4 separate regions of the Mus musculus genome follow, and regions 1, 3 and 4 are each linked to region 2. A link is a loop called in an ENCODE intact Hi-C map of the cell type or tissue named here. Cell type or tissue: heart. All regions are shown on one strand.

Evidence for each region. Hi-C counts contacts between places; a loop is a spot of excess contacts. Peaks named below come from ENCODE experiments on the same cell type or tissue, not always from the same donor. Only the 100,000 strongest peaks of a DNase experiment are listed, where the experiment ranks them.
Region 1: a loop joins it to region 2, with 4 times the contacts of the local background. A loop is called at or near these places in 8 of 42 quality-filtered maps.
Region 3: a loop joins it to region 2, with 11 times the contacts of the local background. A loop is called at or near these places in 10 of 42 quality-filtered maps.
Region 4: a loop joins it to region 2, with 2.3 times the contacts of the local background. A loop is called at or near these places in 4 of 42 quality-filtered maps.

The regions. Positions count from the first base shown.
Region 1 is chr6:148,894,373-148,899,372 of GRCm38, reverse strand. It overlaps Caprin2 (caprin family member 2), which reads left to right and starts at 3,136. Exons shown (of 19, transcript NM_181541.4): 1 at 3,136-3,355; 2 at 4,217-4,436. The coding sequence starts at 4,260. In heart, a CTCF peak has its summit at 3,043; a DNase peak (open chromatin) is centred at 3,132; H3K4me3 peaks cover 1,928 bases; H3K27ac peaks cover 1,399 bases.
Region 2 is chr6:148,829,269-148,834,268 of GRCm38, reverse strand. It overlaps Ipo8 (importin 8), which reads left to right and starts at 2,802. Exons shown (of 25, transcript NM_001081113.1): 1 at 2,802-3,105. The coding sequence starts at 3,022. It overlaps 2610017A05Rik (a long non-coding RNA gene), which reads right to left and starts at 2,649. Exons shown (of 2, transcript XR_869626.1): 1 at 2,561-2,649; 2 at 1,155-1,404. In heart, a CTCF peak has its summit at 2,720; a DNase peak (open chromatin) is centred at 2,738; H3K4me3 peaks cover 2,152 bases; H3K27ac peaks cover 1,250 bases.
Region 3 is chr6:148,209,796-148,214,795 of GRCm38, reverse strand. Ergic2 (ERGIC and golgi 2) reads left to right here and starts at 2,422. Exons shown (of 14, transcript NM_026168.4): 1 at 2,422-2,826. 4732416N19Rik (RIKEN cDNA 4732416N19 gene) reads right to left here and starts at 2,508. Exons shown (of 2, transcript NR_015615.1): 1 at 2,366-2,508. In heart, no CTCF peak of the experiment used is centred here; a DNase peak (open chromatin) is centred at 2,665; H3K4me3 peaks cover 2,371 bases; H3K27ac peaks cover 2,137 bases.
Region 4 is chr6:149,117,960-149,122,959 of GRCm38, reverse strand. No RefSeq gene overlaps it. Among named protein-coding and RNA genes, the nearest start is that of Dennd5b, 19 kb to the right of the region's middle. In heart, CTCF peaks have their summits at 2,858 (motif pointing right) and 3,773; DNase peaks (open chromatin) are centred at 2,949 and 3,819.

The DNA of each region.
Region 1 (5,000 bases), 65 kb before region 2:
GTGCTGGGATTCAAGGCATGTGAAGCAATACCCAGCCTTACTTGCAACTTTTATGAATCCCTGCTCAATTCCATATGGGCTGGTGCTGGGTTGTCTCAGTGACTGACATTTATAGGGGTGGACCTAGCACTGCAGGTGTCCAACAAGTGTTTATTGAATGCATTGAATATGTTCTTTCCTCATTGATTAAAAGTGACATTTTTTACTCATCTGGAATATAATAATTTCATGGTAAACTCTGAGTTTACTTCCCAATTGATGAGACAAAAAAAAAAATTATGAAAAAATAAGGAACTGAGGAAGGGAAAATGAAACATCAGCCTAAAGATTCTAGGGGTATATCTTCCCCCCCCCAAAGGATTTATTTATTATTCCTATCATTGTTTTGTTTTGTTTTGCAACAGGGTCTCACTATGAAATCTTGGCTGATCTGGGGCTCTTTATATAGACCAGACTAGCTTGAACTCACAGTGATCTGCCTCTATTTCCTAGAGTACTGGGGTTATAAGCTGCCCCACTACACCTGGCAAAAGTTTTTTTTTTTTTTTTTAAATTTTATGTGTATGAGGTTATCTTTTTGCCAGCATATGTGTCTCTGAACAATATGCATGCCTAGTGCCCACAGAAGGCAGAAGACAGAATTACAGACAGACAGTTGTGAGCCCTCTTGTAATGCTGAGAATTGAACTCAGGTCATCTGGAAGAGCTGCCCTTAACCACTGAGCTTCCTCTCTGGCCCCTATCTCTGAATACTTTCAAAATCTTTTTTTTTTTTTTTTAAGATTTACTTGTTTATCTTATGTATATGAGTGCACCATTGTTCTCTTCAGACAAAAGAGGGCATAAGATCCCACTACAGATGGTTGTGAACCACCATGTGGTAGCTGAGAATTGAACTCAGGATCTCTGGAAGAGCAGTCAGTGCTCTTAACCGATGAGCCATCTCTCCAGCCCTATTTTAAAATTCATATTTACAATTCTGTTGTGCTGACGATGGAATCCTAGGCCTCATACATGCTAGGCAGGCAATCTACCACTGTACCCCACCCTCACTCCCGTGAGCCCCTCTCTTCTGTTTGTTGTTTTGTACCTAAGTGGTACAAGCTGGTCTAGATCTCGTGATCCTCCTGCCTCGGCTGCTGAAGAGCTGGCATGAAAAGTTGAGAGTTTTTCCCAATTCATTCTCCTTTTTTGTGTGTGTATGTCATTCTCCTTTTTTAATTTTCAGAAAACACTGCTGCAACATTATTGTGGGGGTATTCTCTTACTAGTGTTATTACAAGCTTATACAAACTATACCCTTATTGCAACTGAAATTTAATTATTTGTGCTTTTGTATTTTCTCTTGATTCAGCCTATGTCCCATGTTATTAAATAAATTAACAGATTTATTAGCAATTCTCCCATTGAGTAGTTAGGATTATATCTCAATCTAATGGCCCAAATGATAGTTATGGTAAATCTGGAGATTCAGGCTATCCTCAGACTTATAATCTTCCTGCCTCGGCCTCTTGAGTGCTGGGAGTTGTGTGCCTGTAAAGGTATGTGCCACAACCCCTGGTTGGAAATATTATTTTTGGGTTCATTATTAGCATAGGCCAACAAAGGCATATGCAAATATAAATGTGTCAGTTCAGTTATCTGAAGGTGTGCTCATCACAGGCTTCATGGCCACTCTGTGTGGCAAAAGGTAAGTCTATTGGTCAGTTCAGCAGCCTGTTCTTTCTCTAGTTATAAATGAGGAAAACAGACAACATAGTGTTTGTCTAATATTCAAGTTGCAGGTATAGTTCAGAGATTCAAAGCTAAAATACAACATTAAAGAACATAATAGGACAGGGAGGAGAGATGACTCAGTGGTTAAGAGCACTGGCTGCTCTTCCACAGGCCCTCCCTGGGCTCAATTCCCTGCACCCACGTGGTGGTTCACAACTGTTTATAACTCCAGTTCCAGGGTATCCAACACCCTTTTCTGACCTACAGCAGGAACCAGGCAACCATGTACATAAACATACATGCAGGTAAACATGTAATAGGTAACAAGAAGTGCCAAAGCCAAGGTGATTTTTGGGTGGTCTTGTCCAGACTTTCCATTTATTTACTTGATTATGCTTTTGACTGCCCTGTTCTAAATAATTACCCTTGCCTCAAGGATAGGACTTAAAACCAATTCTATTTGGTAAAATACTTGGGCACAAGTTTTAATTTATTAACTTTATTATTTTATTTAGTTTATGAGGTAGTGTTTTTTGTTTAGGTCTGTTCCTGCCTCCCTGGTATTAGGGAGTAATCTACCCCTAAAACCTCATTTGATACAGGAACTACCACCAGTCCTTCAGAAGCTGACATTCTTCCTGTTTTCTGTTAACTTTATGCAACCCAACAAATAACTTTTTTTTGTTGTTGTTTTTTTTTTCTTTTTTTCGAGACAGGGTTTCTCTGTGTAGCCCTGGCTGTCCTGGAACTCACGCTGTAGACCAGGCTGGCCTCGAACTCAGAAATCTGCCTGCCTCTGCCTCCCGAGTGCTGGGATTAAAGGCGTGCGCCACCACTGCCCGGCCCAACAAATAATTTTAACAACTCTTTTAGTGCCAATGAAATGAATTGCTTCATAGCGACACATAGCCTTGGCGCATACCCTCCTACTACAAAGGCTGCAGTCATCTACTCTGCTGCTCTTACAGGCTGAGTCCTCTGACTCATTCTACAATGAAAAATCATCTGTGGGGCAAGGGTGCTCTTGTATTTTAGAAGTGCCCATTTAAACCATTAGAGCCTGAAGGCTGGCTTATCTGGTCATTCTGCGCAGGACTTGCTGCCTCTTTTCCAAGAATTGAAATCATCTGCACCAGTGCTGGCTGAAACAAGCGGGCCCATCCATGCTACCAGGTGCAGTATCTCACACCAGCCTCAGGCGCAACAGAGAAGCGCAGGGAAGGTACGCGCCAAGCGCAGGCTTGCAGAGAGGGGCACCGGAAAGGACCTGTCCCTCGCAGGTCCCGGGTACCGGAAAAGGGCGGACTGTGGTGGTCTAGCGCACGAGAGGGGAGTGGGAGGGGACACCGGAAGGCGAAGCCTCCGAGGGGAGCTCGCGTGCTAGAGGGCGGGGCAGAGGACCGGAAATAGGCGGGATTTGGGCGTGGTCGCGCCGTGCGCGGCCTACATAAGTTGCGCGCGCCTTGAGGGGGACAGCTTGGGCGCGAGCAGCGGAGTTGGCTGGGTGCACTGTCGGCGGTGGCCGCAGGCTAAGCTGAGGCGGGAGGAAGGGACGCGGGGGGAGAAGGGAGTGCGGGGTGGAGTTCGCCCACTTTGCAGCGCGCAGGACTCCCGCGCGCTTTCGGAGGCAGCCGGGGAGGTGAAGCAGGACGGCGGCGGGGTGGGTGGGTCTGCGCGGCCGCGGCGGGGTGGAGAAGCGTGGTGCCCCAGCATTCTGGGGTCGGGCTTCTCAGCGGCTTTGCAGAGCGCTCTGCGTCTGGTGGGCTGCGTGGGCCCTTAGACTGTGACCCTGACTGGGGCTCCTCTACTCGGGCCCTTGGGGCACTTGAACGAGCAATGGTGTCCAGGGGCTGTCTAGCTCTGGTCTTGCTCCTTACGGGCAGGATTTCTGAATAGAGTTGAAGTGTCCGACTCCTTGGTTTCCCGGTTCCTTGGTGCGGGTAGCGGAAGGCTTGCCAGTATAGGAGTGAGTGATTGTGAGTTACTGTAAACACAACTGGAAGCCACCTCGGCGTACAGTTTGTGAGACTTGGCAGCAGTGTCCAGGGGGATGCACTTGGTTAGGTCCTGGACAGTCAAAGAGTGTTGTCATTTAGTACAAGAAACTTGGTTCACGTAGACTTTGAGATAGCTTGAAGTTGTGGCTGCAACCCTCACCCTCCGCCCCCGACCATAGAAATTATTCAGAATGAGATCAGAAGCCTTCCGCTTGCTTAGCAGTTCTCCATGTGGGGAATAGAACTTCTGGAAACATTCCTATAGTGTAAATTTTGCCTACGTATAGACTGTCTTTATTGGCTATTGCTTGTGTCAATTAACCTTAGTAGGGGAGTGGAAGTACGCTGTCTGAATCAACGTTATGTTTTGACTTCATTTCATTTTAAAGAAGCTCCTCGTTGTGCACCTTTAGTTTACATTGGTACTTAACTCCTCCTGCCCCCATCCTTTAGCCTCATCTGTTTCAGTGGTGCAACTCTCTCCATCCCTTTTCGGTTACCAGTCACCTTCAGGCCGGCCATTCAGAGGAGGGAAAAGTGGGAAGTATGAAGTCAGCCAAGTCCCAAGTGAACCAGGATCAGCAAGGGGAAAACCAGCGGGCTCTGAGCCCCCTGCAGTCTACTCTCAGTTCTGCTGCATCTCCTTCCCAGGCATATGAAACCTATATTGATAATGGACTTATATGCCTTAAACACAAAATTAGGAACATCGAGAAGAAGAAGGTAACCTTTCTACCCCTCCCATCCCTGAGTGTGCATTACCATAAGCCAGGTTAAGGATTCGACATTCTTTATATCAGAGAACATAGATCTTCTTGCAAGTTTAATCGACCTTGAGACTTAGTTGCCTGGGAACAATTAAGCATCCAGGCTAAATGTTTGCTCTGTTTGCCGACACAGCTGAATAACTATTCTTCACACATTGCTTTTGAAATATTTGAAGAGTTGGCTATTATAGGTCTGATGCATTTCTTGAGTTATATTATTGTAGCTTAGATAAGGAATAGCTTGATAGTTTAGTTCGTTTTCCTTGTGACTGTAGCAAGTGATACAGCAGTATGGCTGCTGCAGTCTCTGGAAGCATTTTACCATGAGCCAGAAAGTGTTTCAGCATTTATTATTTTTCCCCACTGCTAGATACCAGTTTAAGATTGGTGAAAGTATTGTAGACAGCTTTGTAAAGAGACTTGGATTCTTACTAGCCTAACATCACAGTTAGTTGTATGGTAAAGATTAGATAATTTCTTACTTCCTGAGTCATTTAGCCTGTGATCCAGTCATCCCAGT
Region 2 (5,000 bases):
TGTCCTTATAAGAGTTGCTTAGGTCATGGTGTCTGTTCACATCAGTAAAACCCTAACTAAGACATCATTAGTTAAGGTTTTAAAGTTCTTCCTTTTTTTTTTTTTAATGTTTTTTATGTTTTTAAGTTGGTGTTTAGCTGTCTTGTCCAGGTTGGTGATTCTCTCACCCCATCTTTCTGTGCAGCTGGAAGGACTTAGAAATTGAAGTTGAGTTAGTTGGGGAGAAAGAGGGCGGACATCTAGGAAAAAAGAAATCTTAAGAAATTGTCAGCAAAGAACATGTAATAAATAGCCCAACTTTATTTTATTTTTATGTCAATTTTTAAAAGATTTACTTTACAGGTTTTGCTTGATTGTATAACTGTGAATGCCTGGTACCTGATGAGGTCAGAAGAGGGTATTAGATTCTCTGGAACCAGTGTTATGAATGGTTTTGAGCCAACTTGTGGGTACTGAGAATCAATCCCAGGCCCTTTTGATAAGTGAGTCACCTCTCCAGCCCACCAAATTTATTTTAATGAGAAAATATTTAAAATAGAGGTGGAGTTTATGGAGCCAGACTCTGGAGAAGATGGGAGAGATTCCATTCAGGATGTAGGGAATGAGGTGCACAGGTACACAGGTGAATCTGGGAATGGGTGAATGGAGCTGCCAGGGCTTTGCTCATTTTTGTAGTTTTTTTTTTTTTTTAAGATGGAGTGGGGTACCCGAGAAAAGTCCTGAAGGATTCAGAACAGGTACTGAGGGAATGAGAGAATAGTGCTGGTTAAAAACAAGGAACAGGATTGATCACTGAGTATGAAGAGAAAAAGCTGTATTACAAACACGTGTTCTTTCCCTTAGACACACATAGTGTTATCAATGAGCCCAATAGGTCAAAGGTACTCTTCAGTAGTTGAGTTGGAAAGCAGGAAATGATGTGTAGTCAGGAATGAATAGTTCAATAGTAGAGGAATGAGTGAGTTGGAGAACAAGTGTAAAATTTTAAAGGGAAAGACAGGAGAATAGGCTTTAAGTAGAAAAGAGGACATTGAAGTGAGGCTCATGGCTGGAATACCAGCACTTGGCTGAAGCAGCAGGATTGCCCCATGTTTGAGACCAGCCTGGGCTATGAAGAGAGATCTTGTATCAAAAACAGTGAAAAAGGCTTGTAATAATTTTTTGCAACCTACTTTAATAAGAGTTCACCCTCTCCTTTAGCCCACCATCCAGCAGAAGTAGTGGAAGAGAAAAGTTATTAGGGTACGGGGAGAGTGAGCCTGTTCAGCAGTATTTCTTTGTGGGTGAGCTTGATCTTTCTCAGTAGTTCAGTCCTGTAGCAATCACCAAATAAGACTCAGCAGCTGCAGACCAGTTCTCTAGGCAGGCAGACACTAGGCAGGAACCAGAAGCTGTTGTTCAATCCTGAAGAAATTGCCAGGTTCACCAGCAGAAGCTACTAGCTGCTGCAGGAACTTCACAAGCAGTTCTTGGACGAATTTTTCTCAGTGCTGGTGTTACCACAAGTTGAACGCAACAATAGAAGGCTCATAGAGTGTTAGCAAGGCAGAGCAAACCAACGCTCATTGCTTGTTTCCCACTGTCTTTGGGGGTCATATTTATACTCCTTCATCAAGCATCCTTTCACGTGTTTGCTATATCAAGACATCCTTTCACCTGTGTCTGCTAGAGGAAAAACTTTTTTCCTGTGTCTGCTCCAGCAAAATATCCTTTTACCTGTGTCTGCTTTAGCACTGACATCCACCTGTGTGCTCCTGCAAACCATCATTTGACATAACTTTCCAAAGAAACTAGATGTTTCCACTCAAAGGTCTATTAGAGTTGATATCATAAGTAAAGGAAATTGGGGGTGCAGGTAGCAAAGGTAACATTTCAAATTGAAAATGCATTTTTCATTCTGATGGCTGTGTGCATAATGGACTGAAATGGGCATTGCTGGAAGCAATCAGTCATATAGCATACATCCTGTCTCATTTTCTACACTGTTCTTAAATTTAATTGAACCAATACATCGTAATTATATGCTCCTTGGAGGATCACATCTCAGCAGCATTTGCCCACAATCATCTTTACTTTATGTTTTGTATGCTTTGCAGTTGTAGATGGAAACAGCATAACCCTTCTTGCCTTTCACAGTGAAAGTCTGGACATTTTGGGCACTTTTGGTCATATAGTTTCCTTGACTACTGCATTTTTGTGTTTTTACACTCTAAAGAGAAACACACACACACACACACACACACACACACATTTGATTATCTATTAGATTTTGAGTTTTCATACATACAAACCTGCATTAAATTTTATCTTGTTATTATAACATGGTGCCTGTCTGTAAACATTTTTAACAAATGTTCAAAGAATGAATGGCAGGATAAAGGGTGGCGCTCAAACATTAAAGGAAACCTCTTCTGTAAGCTACGTAAGTTCAGGATTCCAGTAAGTTTGTCTTGAAACAGCTCAGTTGTGATGTTCAGAGTTCTCGAACAAAAAGTACCACTCCCTTTAGATATGCCTAATTTGCAACAACTGTAAATAGATGCCAGGCCAATTAACTTACTTTGGTCACACCAGTGGGTGGACAAGCTAGGATTTCCGTACCGCATCATGGCGGCCGTCTGCGGGAGTCTGGTGTTTGGAACAAACTTGAGCGACTTCCTGTAGCAGCACCGCTGTGCAATGAATGCCGGCTCCTGAGACGAGCATCATGGCGTCTCTGGCGGGTGCTGGTCAGTGCAGCACGCCAGGGGAAGAGGCAGCCGTAAAGGAGTCTCCGTTTCCTCTTCCACCTCCCACCGGCTGTCGTAAAAGGTGAATGGAGAGAGAGTTGTCGGGGGGAAGGAGGGAGGACAGGGGGCGCGGAGTCAGAGTGGCGCAGCAAGTAGCTGCAGGCGGTGGTGGCAGCGGCAGGGGGTGGGGGTGAGGTGGTCCCCTGAGGTAGAGGGGGCCAAAAAGGGCCAGGAGACATCCCGGCTGCAACCCGGCCTGCTGGCTCTGGGACCCGAGCTCCCGCCCGCGGACATGGACCTCAATCGGATCATCCAGGCGCTGAAGGGCACTATCGACCCAAAGCTGAGAATTGCAGCTGAGACGGAGCTTAACCAGGTGAGCGAGGGGCTGCCCCTCTTTCTCTTTTTCCTACTCTTCTCCCTTCTCTCCCTCTCTCCTCCAACCCCAGCCTGAGACCAGGACCCCTGCGGAGCAACTGGAGCACCTGTTGGCTATCTGTCCTTTTCTTGGTGCACTTGCTCAGTTCTCTTGGACACATAGCACAAAGAAGCTACGAAACCATTGATAGTGGTCTTTGGGTGTGTTTTCTTTTCCTTTAATGCGCTTACGTGGAGACGCGGTGGGAAAATTCACCAAAGCTAAGCTAGCTTTTCTCCGGACCCGCCCTTTTCAGGTGTTGCTGTCGGAAACCCTGCCCCTCGCCTGCTTCTGGCGGTGGCAGTGTGGATCATGGCACAGTATTGCTGGAGCGCTGGGCAGCACTGTCCGAGAGAGTTCTAGGAAGGGCACGCGGTTTCCCCGTACCATTTCAAAGACTGGGCCGGCCAGTAATACAATATTTGAGGCATTTCTTTGGAATACTGAAATGTGTGTGACTTTGCTTTAGCTGCTTTCCATTTTTCTAAGCAGTCTAGACATTCATTGTTCCAGTGTTACTCTCGTCTTTTTTTTTTTTTTTTTTTTTTTTTTTTGTCCATACCATACTTCTCCCTCCTCCTCCTTTTTTTTCTTCCTTTCATTTCAGAGACAGGGTCTCACTGTGTAGTTCTGGTTAACCTGGAATTCTGTGTTAAACAGGCTGGTTTGGAACTCATAAATCTGCCTGTTGCTTCTGCCTCTGCCTCTAGTCTGCTGGGTTTAAAGGTGTGTGTTACCACATCTGGCCCAACCTTTCAGAATTGTAATATCACAAGCTCTGGTTCTGCTCATGTAAGAGGGACTATCATCCTCTTACTAAAATGTACAAATTAAAATTTCCTTACATGGCTTGACAATTGAGCTTGCTACAAGTGTGAAGGGATATTCCTTAATTAGTGGATCTTGAGGGGTTGCTAAGACCAGTGGCCTATGCTTCTCTGAAAACGGTTGGGTATGCAAATTATGGGCTTCATCCCTGATGTAAAGAACCTGAAAACCTGGGAATAGAAACAAGTTTGTGTTTTAAGTGGCTCCCCAGGCAATTCTGTGCCTCCTGAAGTATAAGGATTCTTCTTGGCCAGTGTGTTTGCCCTAGTAGAGGTTTGTTTTTGTTATAAAAGATGTTTTGAATCTTGAAAGAGAAATATTAACTGACAATCTGTGGTGTTTGAGGGACACGTGAATCCAGGATCCTCAAGAGGTAAGAACGAAAGTCGAGACCCTGTTAATATCTATCTGGCTCGGCTGTAGAGTGTTCAACCAAGAATTCCTGAGGCCTTACCTATGTGATTTCCAACTCTGCTCAGTCCTGTAATCCTAACACACACAAGGTTTTGTTGAATTGAATGGCCAAAAAGGATGCTTTGATGTCTCAAAAAGGAAAGGACTGTCACCCCAGAATAAGAGACACTTAGTGTCAGTATCTGTCCCAGACTTTGTAGAATACTGTCTAGAATAACAGTCATCAGGGTTTAGTTAATAAAAATGCCATAAGGGCTAGACTACATCCTGCTGCTGTACACTGGGAGGCTGCCTGTTTGACACTGCGTTTACCACAGGACCAGATATCCCTTTGGTAGTGTTAATATGGAACATTGGTGCCATGTTATACTTTCTGCCCATAGCCTAACCTTGCTTTTTCCTGATTTGTCAACACATGAGTGCAGTTGATATTATGGAAACAGAAAAGATTTGAAGCCTGCAGAACCAGGAGAGGTTCAATCCTGTGTTCTCTTCATATTAATTTAATCCAAATTCTGTCTCATCAGAAGATCGTTTTCCTTGTTACTTGTAGTTTGCTTTACAGTGGGAGGCCCTAAGCTCATCTCCAGAACCATAAAAATCAAACCAAA
Region 3 (5,000 bases), 620 kb after region 2:
AGCTGCTGAGATCATTGTTTAAAGGAAATTTGATGAGTTTAAGGAAAATACAGAAAGATTTCAATATCTTATCAGAGAATCTCAAAAAGCTGAAAGGAACTAAACAATTCCCAAGATTAAAAATAAAGTTGGGAACTACTGAAATATCATGGACCTACATATTCATATAAATAAGAAAACTCAGATTTTCAAGCTCCAAGTAGGTACATGGAAAAAATGGCAGAAGCCCATAAATGACAATGTTGAAAACGTGTTCAGAGCAAAGTGTGGTGGCTCACACCTGTGGGGTCACATTTATGCTCCTTCATCTCAGGTCCTTCCACATGTTTGCTATATAGCAAGATATCCTTTCACCTGTGTCTGCTTCAGGAAAACATCCTTTCATCTATGTCTGCTTTAGCAAGACATCCTTTCACCTGAGTGCCCCAGCAAAACATCATTTGACATAACTAACTTTCCAAAGAAACTATAAGTTTCTACTTCACACACCTGTAATCCCTTGGGAAGCTGAGGCAGAAGATCTGCCCAAGTTCATGATCAGCCTGGGATATAGGTAAAGTCTGTCTGGGCAAATAAAAACTAGTTAATACAAAATATGAATAGAGAATTAGTAGTCACCTCTAGCTGAAGCCTGTGATAAAGAGGCTCTATGTACAGCTGAGAAGCTGGGCAACAGTTTCAGGACAAACAACACTGAGATTGGCAGCTAGGGAGAAGAAACAAACACAGAAGACTGTGATCCAATCAAATTTGAGGCTGGTGGTGATGTTCATATATAAAGAAGAATAGATTTGGGTTAGGAATAAGACATGCCGGGCGGTGGTGGCACACGCCTTTAATCCTAGCACTTGGGAGGCAGAGGCAGGCGGATTTCTGAGTTCGAGGCCAGCCTGGTCTACAGAGTGAGTTTCAGGACAGACAGGGGTACACAGAGAAACCCTGTCTCGAAAAAACAAAACAAACAACAAAAAAAGAATAAGACACAAAAGCCACTTGAGGTACATGTGAACCTTAGAGAGTAATATTAGTTTCTCTTTTGTTATTAACTAGCTAAAGCTTGTCCCCAATCTACGGAGAATTAAAAGGATGTCATAAAAATATAGTTTGAGCATTTTAACCCTACTCCTAAACCTCTCTTCAATAAATGAAACATAATGGGATGGAGTCTCTAAAAAGCAGACTGTTTCCCATATATTATGCCACCAATAATATGAAAATTAACCTATAAAGTCAGGCAGGTCTTCCTGGCAATGTAGTTCAGTGGTACAGCTTCACTTGTATCAGGCTCCAAATCTGATGCCAAGCACCAGACAAAACAACAAAACGAAGCAAAGAAAGAGAAGCATTAAAGAAAACCAGAGAAGCTAAATGATTGATTCATTGGTTAAGAAGTTTCACTCTTCGGGAAAAATTAACTTTTATGCTTGTTAGCTTTTAAAATTGTTTTTCTAAAAATAGCAGGGTCAAATTATTTAGTTTTGCTATGTTGTGAAACCCAACTCTCAGGGGGATCGTTATTACTCTAAAGGAAACGTGCCCTGGAGACAAAGGATCAGGTGTAACTAAATGAACAACAGTCCTGCCTTTATCCAAGCTACAGCCTATACACTGTAGACCTGGGTATGGAGACGACAGGGAGGAGCTGCCGATAGATTACAAGTGAGGTAAGTTTGCATTTTAGACATGTATCAACACATTATTATGCCCATTTGACAGATGAGGGGATAGAGATACAAAGAAATGCAATATGCTCAAAGTCACGATATTAACAAGTTAGATTGGATATTTAATTTAGGTAATCTTGGCTTGAGGCTGTGTTTATTATCCACGAACCTTAAGTCAAATAGGAATTTATGATTAATTGGAGTAGTCTTGAAAGTCTGGAGATTAAATTGCCACCAGAGTGCATGCATTTGTCCTTGGTTTGAAGGATGAGGGTCTCTTTTCAGTAAAGGAGTATACACACAGTCAATCTGTAGTCAAGATCTCCCAGCCTGTTTCTCTTTGACAGCTCTTAACTACTCTTTACCTCCCTCTTAAAACTCAAACCCTTACCTACTAACCAAGTAAATAGTGGTATTTCTTGGCAATAGTATTGTGAAGATTAGAGAAAACAGTGCTTTCTGTGTAGACATTCGTCATAAGTACGCTTTCCTTAAAACTGTTTTTAAACCACAACGCGTGCCTGTAAAATTTGGTAGCAAATGGGTAGGACGGGAGCTTGAGTGGGTTCCTCTCCAGCATTTCGGAGCCAACTTTTTTTCCAAAGCCCCTCTATTCCGTCCTGTGCTGTGAAGGGCCATGAGCACACACTGTCGGGCTTTCTTGCGTAGCTTACTTTTAGGGAATCCTTAAGCACACTGACCGAATAATCGAAACCGTTCTCCACGCCCGACAAGGGAGGTTTAGGTGTTGTAGACCGGAATAAATGAAGACGCAAAGCCGGAGGCCTCTCAACCACCTGAGCTGCAGTGTGGCCGGCGCCTTAAGGTGGCTGGTGATCACTTCCGGTCTGTAGTGCGGAGCGCCGTTCCAGTCGGTTTGTCTCGGGGTCAGGCGGAAGGTAACTTCCCCTTCCTGGAAAGGGACCGGCCTCCTATTTTCACTTAGTTTCCACGTAGCCACGCCCCTTTCAGGTTGACCGCGCCGCTTGATTAGATCACATACCGTCAACGCGGAAAGTATCGCGAGTTCTCCATTTGCGCTCCCTTCGGACATGGTCAGCCGTGAGAGTTGCTCTTGTTCTCGCGAGATCTTCGTGTGCGCCGGGCTCGGGCGACCCGGGCTTCTGTGAAACATGGCGGTCGGCTGGGACCGTACCACTAGGTAAGACGCTAAAACCCTGCCGGGGCCGTTTCCTTCGGCGGTTACGGGCGGACGGGGACCTGGGCGCGGCTGAGGGGGCTCCCAGGCCTGGCACTGGCCTGTACTCGTCGCGGCTCTGCGGAGCAGCTGGCCGCGGAGCCGCTCCGCTGCCCGGGGGCGTTCCTGCCGAGTGCCGCCGGCGTCCGCGCCCGCGGCCAGGGAGCTTCGGTGATCGGCCGCGCCCTTCGTTGTCTCGTCCAGGCTGTCGTGGACAGCAGCGACCCTGCCAGCACCGTGGTCACTCTCGCCGTAAATTAAAAGCCGGGCCTAGAGAGGGGCCGGGGCGGGCGCAGACGCCGAGGCAGGTGGTGTGTGTGTGTCCCGTTTGTCAGCTGTTGACCCATCCAGGGGATGACGGCTCAGCTCCTGATACGGGACCGCCGTGGGTATCGTAGACGAGATCTCGGAGATCTACGGGCAAACGTGTCATTAACTTTAGGCGTGCAATTCGGTGCCCTAGGCTATAGGCAAGTAACAGCTGTTTCGGTGTTTCGAGATAGGCTTTCGTTCGGAAGCAATTAAAGATAGTTAAATTAGGCATTCTTCATTGGTTTGAAGTTGTAATTCCGAATTTCACTTCTCCAACCTCCAGTGTACGTCCGTACCTAAAGAAACGAGTGTGCTGCTGCCTTGCGGAAGGTCTCTTTGCCTACCTTTCTTATTAGTTAACCTTAAGTTACTATTCCAGCTTGTAGAGGAAGATCCTGAGAAATAGAAATTCCATGCTTTTGTAGTGAGGGTCCTGGGAAGCAGCTTTCTTTCAGATAGTAAACTTGACTGCTTTGCTGAGTATTACACCTGATTTCACTTCGGAGGTACACATTAAAGAAACATGGCAAGTTAGAGGACTTCTGAAAGGAAGTCACTGTAGTCTAGAACATGAACAACAAAGATTTACAAAACAGCATTTATTTTCACCAGGGTTTGCCATTTAAATAATTCATTTTTAAACAGAAGTTGGTTTTAGACTGTGTGTGCTACAAATTCTTTTTAATAGTTTTCCTAGATTTTAATTTGGTGTTTTAATGACAGCTTGTCTTTTGACTTTTGTGCCCTAGTTTCCTCACCAATAAAATGAGAATCTTATAGTAATACTTACCTCAAAAAGCCAGAGAAGTGCTTCAGTAGAGACTGAAGAAGATTTGTTTTTTTCGAGACAGGGTTTCTCTGTATAGCCCTGGCTGTCCTGGAACGTACTTTGTAGACCAGGCTGGCCTCAAACTCAGAAATCCGCCTGCCTCTGCCTCCCAAGTGCTGGGATTGAAGACATGCGCCACCACTGCCCAACTAACACCCCACTTCTATTTTGATTAATAACTGGCAGCCCATATGTCCTACCCTTTTAGATAATAATCTGGAAGGAATTCTGAGAAGTTGAAGACCCTCAGATTTGTCATAACAGCTAGTAAGAAGTCCCCAGCAAGAGAGTTTGCTGATTGGTTTGTGTTTTTCCGGTCACAAAGCTTGTACAGTATATTACTTGCTGTCCCAGGAACTTTTTTTTTTTTAAATCATTAAGAAAGTTATAAGATTAGACCATTTACTGTAAACTGGGAGGCTTAAAATAGTGGAAGGGCCCTGTTTTCTCAGAAGGCCTGGGACATGGTGCTTCTTTGGTGTTCTGGCTTCTGAGCAACCCAGGACAACAGGTCACTCTACTCTCTCTGTATAGCATCTCCCTTGTATATTGGGTCTTCACACAGACTTGAAAGGACATCCATCAGTCTTTAATTTGGGATCGTCCTAATCCACTATGATTTCAACTAAGTACGTTTTCAAAGACTTTTTTTAAAAATATATTTTATAAATAGAAGGTGACTCAAAACATTTGTAATAGAAGATAAATTGTTGTTCTCTAACATCTACATGAGTGCAATGGTACAGGTGCCCCCTCCCCAATAAATTTCATTAAATAAGTTTCATTTCAAAATAAATCCTTTTTGTTTGTTTGTTTGCAGAAGTAATCAAACTCAATTTGAAAAGCAGGTGTGTGTGGTGTCCTCAGTTCTGTATCCTGTTTCTTACGTATCTTAAGCAGTTGTTCTAAGTATTGTCTTAGCTGCTATCACCATATCCTTGAGGTTTTACTTTTGTTTAAATATACAGGACAGTTATGGGAGATAGCAAACAAACCA
Region 4 (5,000 bases), 290 kb before region 2:
TTTAAAAAATTTAAATAAAAAAGGGACAAGACTGTAGTTCATTGGCAAAACATTTACCTTGCTTGCTTGAGTTCAGTCTACAACACTCCCCCACCCCACCCCACCCCCGCCCGCCACACACACAAAGCACACATTGTGTATACAGAATACAAAAGGTCCACAGCACCACCCCACACACAAAAGGACAAATTCTGTATACAGAATACAAAAGGTCCTCAAAGCAGTACAACTAGATCTTGACTGGATGTTCTCTTAAAAAATGTTAGGCGAGTGTGGTGGCAGAAGCAGAGGGTCACTGCAAGTTCCAGGCTAGTCAGAGAAACTAGTATTTTGCTTTTTTGTTTGTTTGTTTGTTGTTTTTTGTTTTTAAAGAATTATTTATTATATGTAAGTACACTGTAGCTGTCTTCAGACATTCCAGAAGAGGGCATCAGATTTCGTTACGGATGGTTGTGAGCCACCATGTGGTTGCTGGGATTTGAACTCGGGACCTACGGAAGAGCAGTCGGCGCTCTTAACCACTGAGCCATCTCGCCAGCCCTTGCTTTGTTTTTTAAGTAAAAGAAAGAAGAGAGAAGCCTCAGTTGATCACCAGGAAGCCATTGCTAATATCTGCCTGCCAAGTGACATGTAAACAGGGAGAGCCACAACCTCCCTGTTTAAGCAGCTCACAACCACCTGTAACTCCAACTTCAGGGGATTTGGCATGTTCTTCTGGCCTATAAGGACACCTGCACTCATGTGCCCTTACTCATACATAATTTAAAAACCTTTAAGATAAATAACAGCCAGTGGGGATGGTGCATGCCTTTGATCATAGTATTCCAGAGGTAAAGGCAGGCTAATCTCTTATGAATTTGAGGCTGGCCTGGTCTATATATAGAAATCTCACTAGCTCCTTAGCTACATAGTGAGACAGAGTGATAGACAGACAGACAGAAAGACAGACAGACAGCAGACTGTAAAGGATCACTTTGGGTTTGATGCTAGTCTAGAACACTAAGTATGACCCTAGACAAAAGAAAGAGAAAGAAGGAGGGAGAGGAGGAAAAGAAGACAACCTGCTACTTAATGTATTTAGTTCAATGCAAATTACCATGTGACCTTTGGACTATTAGACATTCAGAATATAATCTGATTTTTGTTGCCTCTCTAATGTAACTTTTCAAATACTTTCAAATGTAGTCTTGGGGTTAATTGACTAACTTCATTCTTTCAAGAGCCTATAGATTTATTCCAGTCAATGCAGCCCTGGTGGCTTTTATCTGCTGGAACAGATGATTTACCCCTTTGAAATCTGGAATACCAAATCTAGCAATCTGACCTCAGAGTTGTTTTGCATCCTCCTTCCTTCTTCTCTCCCTACCTTTCCTTCTCATCATATATAGTGTTGAGCTTCAGGGGCATTTGTAAAAGATTACCTTTATATATTTTGTGTGTGTACAACCTGGAATTAAACTCGGGTTTTACAAAGGAAACACTATCCCAGAGAGCCATCTCGCCTGGCCACTTTCTTAGATTGTATAAAATTTTACTAGCAGGGAAAAATAAAACATTTTATCTCCTTGTGAGATCATCAAAAAACATTTTAACGTAATGAGCACTTTAATCTATAAAAAGTTTCCTGTCAGGGAATATAGCTTAGTGGTAGAATGCTTGCCTAGCATGCACACGTACACAGACACTGGGTTTGATTCCTAGCAACACAGTCTTACACAGACTTACACATTAACATCCTTGTACACAGATTTCCTAGAGTCAGGTTGGTCTATTCTACATAGTAAGTTTCAGCTCAAGCAAAACTACGTAGTGAGAACCTGTCTAAAGAAAGAAGAGGGTCAGGAAGTTGAGCTTCCTGAAATATCCCTTAATTTTGAAGAATGTTTTAATTGTAGAACTCTCTCCATAAATGGAAGAACACTGACTCTTTCTCCCTATCTTTAGACTTCAGATTATGTCAAAATTAGGACCTACAACTATTTGTAAGTTGTACTTTTCTGAGATTGTGAAACTTTAATCTTCCATAGGTCACAGAGAGTATTAAACTAGGGTGGTATTCTCAAATTACTGGAAGATATCAGTTCTTTATTATCTTTGTTGAGAGAGGATTTCACTGTGTAGCCCACTATCTTTGAGTGTTCATCGGTCTTTCTGCCTCAGCCTCTTGGATAAGTTGTCAGTCATTATGATTCAGATTGAGAAATCAGAATTCCCCAAAATTCTCAGCCATTCAAGAGAACCCATAAACTCATTTTGAAATACTTCAAAAATTCTTCCTATTTATTTATTATGGGTATCTGGAGTAAATTTATTTTGAAGGTAACACTTGTAATCTCAGCAGAAAGCTGAGGCAAGAAGATCAGGAATACCAGGGTAGCCCGGGTAGTCATATAACAAGATTCAGTTAAAGAAGGAGGAGGAGGGCTGGTGAGATGGCTCAGTGGGTAAGAGCACCCGACTGCTCTTCCGAAGGTCCAGAGTTCAAATCCCAGCAACCACATGGTGGCTCACAACCATCTGTAACGAGATCTAACTCCCTCTTCTAGTGTGTCTGAAGACAGCTACAGTGTACTTACATATAATATTAAATAAATCTTAAAAAAAAAAAAAAGGAGGAGGAGGAAGAAAAAGAGGAGGTGGTGGCATCAGCTAAGGAGACAAGGTTTGGTGGTAAGCACGTTTTCCTACTGTGCCTCCAACTTGCTTTGTAGTCAAGAATGATCTTGAACTTCTGATCCTCTTGCTACAGCCTCCTGGTATTGGTATTGTAGGCCAGCACCAATGCTGTGACCTTAAGATGCTGGGACTCTAAAATGCCTAGTGGAGGAGCTCATTAATAAAGCTGTTGCAATGCTCACAATAGCCAGGAGAGGGGGGTATTTATTCATTTATGTAATTCACACACTCTGACTCCTTTTAAAAAGTGTTTATTTTTACCACAGACCTCAGCCTCTGCAGCTGCAACGGTTCCATGAGATGGGCTGTGTTCAGCAGGTGGACATGTGTCCTCCCTGTTGTTACCAACCTAGATCCTAGCAGAACAGTAGTAGCTTTTTCATGTGCTTCTCATCCGTAGCCATACCATTATCAAGTAAACACTCAAGGTCCCTCAGATCAAAATGAAGGGTCTGGGTGTGGAATAGGTATGAAACAGGATGATTAATTTTGTAGTTTGGCTACTGTTACAAAAACTCCTTCCCTCAAATGCTGTTGCCAAGAGAGAGGCTCAGTCAGTCTTCACTGTGGTTATCTGTACTGTCAGGATCTGTGCAGAGGGAGTAAAGATGTTTTCCAACACTGAACCAATTGTGACCTCAGATTGATCCAGATTTGCACCCAATTTTACAACTCACGGGCTGTCTGAGAATGTTTTGAACTCTTCCAGGCCTCATTTTCCCTACCTGTGAAACAGCTGAAAGATAGTACTTTTTATAGAAGTTAGAGGGATTAAATGCAATGGTATATATAAGACAATGCAAACAATCTTTCCATCATCTTAACTATCTGCCTTTACCATCATTTGTCAGAGCAAGCCACTGGAATCACTAGAAATTCACCAGCAGGGCTGAAGAGTATTAACAACGTGTGCACTAGCTAAAGCTCAAAGGAGCTGAGAGATTGTCTTGTACTTCTGCATCTTTAAACTTAAAAATCCAGACTTAGTAAAGAGAGACTTTTATCTAAAAGTAACATTTAGAGGGTCAGGGAGCCTCTGCAGTAGAAGAGCGCTATTTCAACAAGAGACTATGGAAAGGGTGTGTGCTGATCTGAGAATAACCCTGAGGCCAGTTGTCCTCTAGGGACACTTGTTGACTCAGACTGAGTGTGGGCCAAGGTTCAGGGGCCTGGGAAGAAAAAGGGCTTAATCAAAGTTTGACTAACAAGCACTTTGCTCCTGGTGATCAGTGGAACAAACAACTCAGCTAATCATTTATCATTTATCAAAGAATTGTGAAGCCTCCTGTCTGTTCTTGTCCTAGGCAAACAAAGAGGAGTACCTGAAAGGCGTACTAAAGTCCTACAGGAAGGGCGGGTCTTTGAAGTAAGCTGTTTTCCAGAAAATGGATTGTGGAGGATTTAAAAAAAAAAAACAAAACTGTTTTTTTAGAGTAACAGGGACTAAGTAAAACTTGAACACTGACACTACCAAATTTTATATTTCCTGTTTCACATGTTGTATTTTAGATAAAGGATGAAATGCAGGTGTTCACTGGACCTAGAGACTCTTGGATACAAGTCTGTCAAGAGCTCATTCATGCTTCCCTGGCAAACTTGTCTTGTTTGGAACAAACTTGCTTGGCAGCAGGTTCTTAGTGTCCCTTTTTGATCCAAAATTAGATCAATGGTAAATAAAACTTGTGTTTTGTTGTTGGTGGTGGGTTTTTATTTGTTTTCTTTTTGTTTTGTTAGTTTGGTTTGTTTTTGAGACAGGACCTTATCTGTGCCTTATCTGTGCTGTTCTCAAACTTACCAAACCAAGGAAGGCCTTGAATTTATAATCCTACCTCCATTCTCCCCAGTGCTGACCATAGCAGTGCACTACCACACCTGGTTTACAAAGTGCTGGAAATAAGTCCAAGTGTTTGTGTTTGCTAAAAAAGCACTCAACAGGCTGGGCTAACTCCAGCCCCAAACAGCTTAAAATGAGCAACACGGACACAAATGCTGACACTTCAGTTTAGTTGAAACAAACCCAGGTCCTCTGGAAGAGCAGATAGCCCTTTTAACCACTGAGCCATCATCCAATCTCCAAAATTAAATTTTTAAAAGGCCAATGAACCAAACAAGGTCGTTGATTTTATTTTATATTTTATATAGTATTGGGAACTAGATCCCAGGGTCCTTGATTTATTAGGCAGGTTCTTGTTCAGTGTTCTATTGCTGTGAAGAGATCCATGACCACAGAAACTCATAAAAGAAAGCATTTAATTAGGGCTGGCTTACAGTTTCAGAGGTTTAGTCCTTTATCTTCATAATGGAGGCAAGGCAGCATACAAGCA